Linked DNA regions of Homo sapiens: region 1 is linked to region 2. The links are chromatin loops, found by intact Hi-C in ENCODE. Cell type or tissue: PC-9. All regions are shown on one strand. Each heading gives the region's core, and the rest is flanking DNA. Links, peaks and the distances in the headings are about the cores only.

What was found. Hi-C counts contacts between places; a loop is a spot of excess contacts. Peaks named below come from ENCODE experiments on the same cell type or tissue, not always from the same donor. Only the 100,000 strongest peaks of a DNase experiment are listed, where the experiment ranks them.
Region 1: it touches region 2 in a loop (7-fold over the local background); 28 of 110 quality-filtered maps call a loop at or near these places.

Annotation. Positions count from the first base shown.
Region 1 is chr9:114,660,768-114,663,680 of GRCh38, reverse strand. It overlaps LOC107987121 (a long non-coding RNA gene), which reads right to left. Exons shown (of 2, transcript XR_007061744.1): 2 at 2,301-2,913. Among named protein-coding and RNA genes, the nearest start is that of TEX53, 4.4 kb to the right of the region's middle. In PC-9, for the core only: CTCF peaks have their summits at 1,192 and 1,391 (motif pointing left); no DNase peak of the experiment used is centred there.
Region 2 is chr9:114,909,763-114,912,675 of GRCh38, reverse strand. All of the region lies in intron 2 of TNFSF8 (TNF superfamily member 8), which reads left to right. Among named protein-coding and RNA genes, the nearest start is that of TNFSF8, 19 kb to the left of the region's middle. In PC-9, for the core only: CTCF peaks have their summits at 1,070 and 1,276 (motif pointing right); a DNase peak (open chromatin) is centred at 1,295; H3K27me3 peaks cover 749 bases.

The sequences.
Region 1 (2,913 bases), core at 113-2,612, 250 kb after region 2:
TTGGGGGAGGGTAGTTTCTTAATAAATTTCTTCTACAGAAATTGATAGTTTCTATCTTTAATGCAGTCAATTTAATAAACTATTTTCCCAGAAAACTATCTACTTCATAGTTTTTCAAACTTTTTTACATAAAAGTATATTATGGACTCTAAAGATTTTTAAAATTTCTTTTGTTTCAACAATTTTTCCCCCTTATTCTTTCTAATTTTATATATTTTTGCTTTCTCCTTTTTTTCCTGATTAAGCTACACAGTATTTCTATTTTGTTAATTTTTTTCAAAAAAAGATTTTGATTAATTAGATCTGCTTTTTAATACTCTAGTAAATTCTGCTTTTAATCTTATACTTTCTTTTCCTTACTTTGTTGCTCTTTTTCCAGCTTTAAGAATTGGGAAATTATTTCATTCTTTTATTTTCTTGATACAAGTGTTTAAACACAGTGGTAGACAGAATAATGACCCCACTGCAAAAGATTAAAGTTGAAGATACAATTAAGGTTGCTAATCAGTGACCTTGAGATAATTCACAATTACCTGGGTGGGCCCCATCTAATCACATTGGGAGAATCTGCAGCCCACTCTGGGGCATGTTTCTGCCACAACAGCACAGAGGCCAGGACAGGAGAGGAGGTGGCAGCAGTCGGGAATTCACCAACATCCCCTTCCTGGGGAGAAGGAACTAAATTGTCATATGACTTGCTTGGCCAATGAAAACATAACAGATAGGACACTAACAGGGGCTTAGAAATGTGTTTTCACAGTGGGGCTTGCTGTGTCTTCCTCTAGCAGCCCCAGAAGAAGAACACACCTGGCTAGCCTACTAACCCAAAAGGGGTAAGAGACATGTGAGGCAGAACCACTCCAGCCGACCTGATAGGCACAGTGGACATTACAGCATGGTGGACAAAGGAATGGACTGCTGGAGAGGGGCTCAGCATATGTCCTCCCTCCTCCCTGCCTTTGTGGTTCAGTCCAAACCCCACTGTCCCCAACATTCCCCGGTTCCCCCACTCTGTGACATCACAGACAGCCTCCTGTCCACTCTGCCAGCTGCAGGTGAATGAGACTCATAGGTTAGACCTAAGGGTAAGAGGGCGTAATTTTTCTGTACTAAAACAGAAAATGTCCCCGCCACTCCTGGACACCTATTCACTTTGCTACAAGAAGCACCCCTTATTTGCCTTGACCCCACTGTTTCTCTGTCTCTGGGTCTCAGTCTCCCCCACTGTGCTGAAAGACTCCTGAGGGCTCCCCTAGCTCCAGACGACTTCCTGTTTGACTTCATTGATCTTTCTTATTCTGATCAAGGTGCTGTGGGGTCCCTAGAGACCTGAAACTCACAGCCCAGTGGGGACAGCCCAAGGGCCCTTTTCTTTGGCTCCTGCTTCCCTCTAGAGGCGGACACTGGTAATGCAAGAAACACCACACCCACCCCTACTCTGTCCCAGCCAGCATCTCAGTGATATTAAACGCCTACTGTGTACCGCATACCCTGCAAAGCACTTGACATCTTTATGTCACCAAATCCTTACAACGGCATTCTGCGGGTAGGTTTCACCATACCACTGCACAGACTGGAAAACTGAGGTTCAAGGAAGCTAAACGGCCCGAAATTACACAGCAAGGTGCAACAGGAATTAAGAACTGAAGTCCATCTAAGTAAAAAAGGAGTGTGCTCTTAACTGTTATGCTGTTCTGCCAGGCTTCAGATGGAGCCTTTCCATTTAAAAACCACTTACCATCAACTCTTGGAGATCAAGGTGGTTCTGAACATCTCATTCTGGAATTGTATAGACGGAATAAAATCTGGCTTCAGATAAAACTACATTAAAATCCCAGCTGTTCCTCTTGGCTGCCACAGCTGAGCAAGTCACCTTTCTTAGGCTCAATTCCCTCCATCTGGAAAATCAGACAAAGTCCTGCCTTGCAAGGTGGAGAGGAAAATGAAATGAGCTCAGCAATGTCAAAGGACCTGCCCAAATGCTCAATGAATGTCAGTGTTCTGTTTCTATTCCCATAACTTTCTGACATTAAAGAAAAAAAAAAGCCTGTTCATGGAAGGGAGAACAGGGTGAAGGATTGAGCGTACCATTGTCCAACAGTCAGACAATGTTCCTGTATTTATTCAATCAGTATGGAGAGCATACGCGTTCTGCACACAGCCCGGTGCTGCATCCTGGGACCCGAAGGTGGGCTGGACCCACCCCTGCCTCCTCGAGAGTGAGGCTCTGTTGCTCTTGTCCACGGCAGTATCCCCAGCACCACAGTCAGTGCTTGGCACCAGTAGGTCCTCAAAAAGTATATGCTGAACAAATTTTTTTAATCACTGATTTTTTGTAGGCAAATAAACAGGCAGTGAAAATACAGTCCATTCAACAAATATTACTGAGCATCCACTGTGGTTTAGGCAGACACTGGAATGACAGTCAGGTCCAGGACACAGGGAAGCCCAGGGGACAAGGGAACCATAAAGGAAATGCCTCAATTCATCCCAGGTTTAAGAGATGGCTTCCTGGCTGGGTATGGTGGCTCACACCTGTAACCCCAGCAACTTGGGAGACAGAGGCGGGCAGATCACTTGAGATCGGGAATTCAAGACCAGCCTGACCAACATGGCACAACTCTGTCTCTACTAAAAATACAAAAATTAGCTGGGTGTGATGGTGTGCACCTATAATCCCAGCTACTCAGGAGGCTGAGGCAAAAGAATCGCTTAAGCCCAAAGGGTGGAGGATGGTTGAAGTGAGCCAAGATCGCACCACTGCACTCCAGCCTGGGTGATACAGTGAGACTCTGTCTCAAAAAAAAAAAAAAAAAAAGGAATGGCTTCTTGAAGGAAGTGACACCTGAGCTGTCTTCAAGTGTGATGAGGAGAGGACATGGAGGGGCAGGTTTCAGCTTGTGCAGAGGCACA
Region 2 (2,913 bases), core at 282-2,781:
AAGCAGTCAAGAGGCAACGTGCACTTTGGGAGGCTGAGGCGGGTGGATCACAAGGTCAAGAGATCGAGACCATTCTGGCCAACATGGTGAAACCCTGTCTTCAAAAAAAAATACAAAAATTAGCTGGGCATGGTGGCACACGCCTGTAGTCCCAGCTACTCAAGAGGCTGAGGCAGGAGAATCGCTTGAACCCCAGAGGCGGAGATTGCAGTGAGCCAAGATCGCACTACTGCACTCCAGCCTGGCAACAGAGTGAGGGAGGGTAAGGGAGAGAAAGCAGGCCCATTCCTTGAAATTGTTTTGTTATGTATTTCATTCAAACTATCTAGACACAACATGTGTTGGCTTAAGTTTCTACATTTCAAGCAGCACAAACCATGGACTAGGGCACAGGACTCAACCACTGTTTGGTATAGTTTGGGTGGTAGACACCAGGCTCATTTTTATGCATTATCTCATTTAATCCTCTCTACAACTCTCCATGACAGTTATTTTATTATTCTCACTTTTAAGAAGAAAACAGGACAATTCAAAGAGGCTGCATGATTTTTGCAAAGCCACACAGCTAGTAATGGCAGACGTGGAATTTGAACATAAGTCTGTCTAACTTTCTAAAATTGATTTGAACCCAAAACGAACTTTCTAAAATTGCTGCCATACTTTTGCATTTTGAACAGGTAGGGAGTGTTTTTTTATTAAGGTTATTAGAATGTTAGCAAAATTTACCCTATGTCTCCAGACTCACCTTTCCTTTTAAATTATAGACTTTAAAGATGCTTCTTACTTACCCACAGTAATGTCAATTCAACCTGTGTTTAGTATAAATGAATTCCAAGGAAATGCCCATAGTGTCAGACAGGTTTACTAACTGTTGCAGATACACTGCAACAAGTCAGGACTGAAAAGACCTTAACATCCCAAGGAAAGTAGGTGGGGCAGGGGGCGGGGGGAGGCAGGATTTAAATTATTTAAAGGAATTCCAACTTGACCTTAATTTATATTTACTGATCACTTCCTATGTGCTCAGTCAGCACTAAGTGTGTTCATATGGGCATTCTCCAAATCCTTTTGGAAATCAGGGTCACCTAGTGGTCCTTTGTTTAACAAATGGTCCATCCTGCAGTTTATCTCTCTATTACTAGTTGGCTTAGTGATATCAAGGAATTGGTCAAAAGCCTCAATTACTTTTGCACCAACCTAATAGTTGAAATGACCCTTGCTCAGGTTAAGGACTCACTTTGAATCCAAATTTTATCCAGAGGGGAGAGACTGTCCTCTAGATGTCACTGTTGGGACTCTCCTGGATATTGTCCCTGAAGCCTGGAATGAAGAAGCCAGGGCATGGCAGATGCAGAGTCATTAGGATAATCCCTTTCCTTCTTGGAAGGATTAAAACATTTTTCAACAAATGTAAAGAGGATTCAGCACACATTCCTGGAAGCATCAGATAGCCTTAAACACTTAGGTACTTAATTGAGAAGCTCCCGTCCATCAAATAATGTCATGAGCTTCATTTTAATGAGCATTTCATCTGCCAATTCACTCTGCTAAGTGGCATTGCTAAACTGTGCCACTATAACAACAAAGAAAAGAGGAGTAAGGCAGAAAGAATCTACTTTACTGAGTGTCTCCTCTAGCCACAGGCCACACTGATCACTTGACATCCACGGTCTCATTGCATCTTCATGACATCCATACATTTAGGTTGATTGTTTTAATTCTCACTTAATGGATGTGGCAGCTGAGGCTCAGTAAGGGGAAATGACAGATCCAGAGCTAAAAGCTATGACCAGAATTCAGGTGCTCTTTTTGCGATGCATCGTGTCTTCCTTGTTCTTATATCAAAGGTGCTGTACATCTGGAAGGTACCTGGCACTCAAACCACATACCATCTGGCCGGGATGGTTGGCTTGGTCTGTTTTGCCATGGTAGAGCCGCCTTGAGCATATTTGCATCTTTATGTGCCCATGACTTGTAACTTGGCAGTGTTCAGCACATGGGCCTGAAGTCATCTGCTGGCATTCTCCCACAAGATGGAACCCAGGAGCTCATTAGTGCTTGTTTTCCCAGCACCTCCAGCTGTCTTGTCAGTTTTCAGTTCCAGTGTCTGTAGTGGCTGCAAACCCACTTCTTCCTGCATTTAACCCTTCCTATTCCACAGGAATACTGAAAGTCAGAGAAGAGCCCTGGATTAGAAGTCAGAAGCCCTGTGTTCTGAACCCAGCTCCACCATTTACCTACTGTGGAGTCTTGGGCCAGACCCTAGTCTCTCTGGGTAGTCTCGCCACTCCTAAAACTAGGATCTCTGTTAGCATGGCATTTAGTGACCCTTTCTGTCTAATATTGTGAAATCTCAAGGTGAGAGCTAGTCTTAAGGTTTCCATAATCTTGACCTTCTAGAATATGCTCCTTTCACCACCTCGAGCAACCTCTCTTTCTATCTCTCTCCTCTGTGTGAAACTGGCCAGGAGGGTTTTGTTGGCACATCTTTCTCTTCAGCCTCTCAAACAAAACCACAGAAAGTCCCATGATCCTTCTAGAAGAGGCTAAAGCTTGGAAAGATGATTTACAAAGCTGATGCATCTGAAAGCTTTGGTCCTCAGGGAAGTTCAGGCAGTGCTAGGGTTGTCTGAAAGATAGACTGCCCTACAGAAAGAGTAAGGAGCCCTGGTCTCTGGTCCTGTCTCTCTCACTAACTCTCTGGATGACCTAGGATCAGCCTGCCATAGGGGCAACATTGAGGAGCACATGGGTTATGTGTTCACCAAGCCTGAACCAGGCCATCTCAGGGAACTTTCATTTCTCCAAACTATGCAAATCCTTACAGAACCAGACTATTCATAACTTAGATTGTCCTCAGAGCTAAAATATTCTGTTCTACTACTGCAGGTGTCTGAAAACCTGAATGTGTGA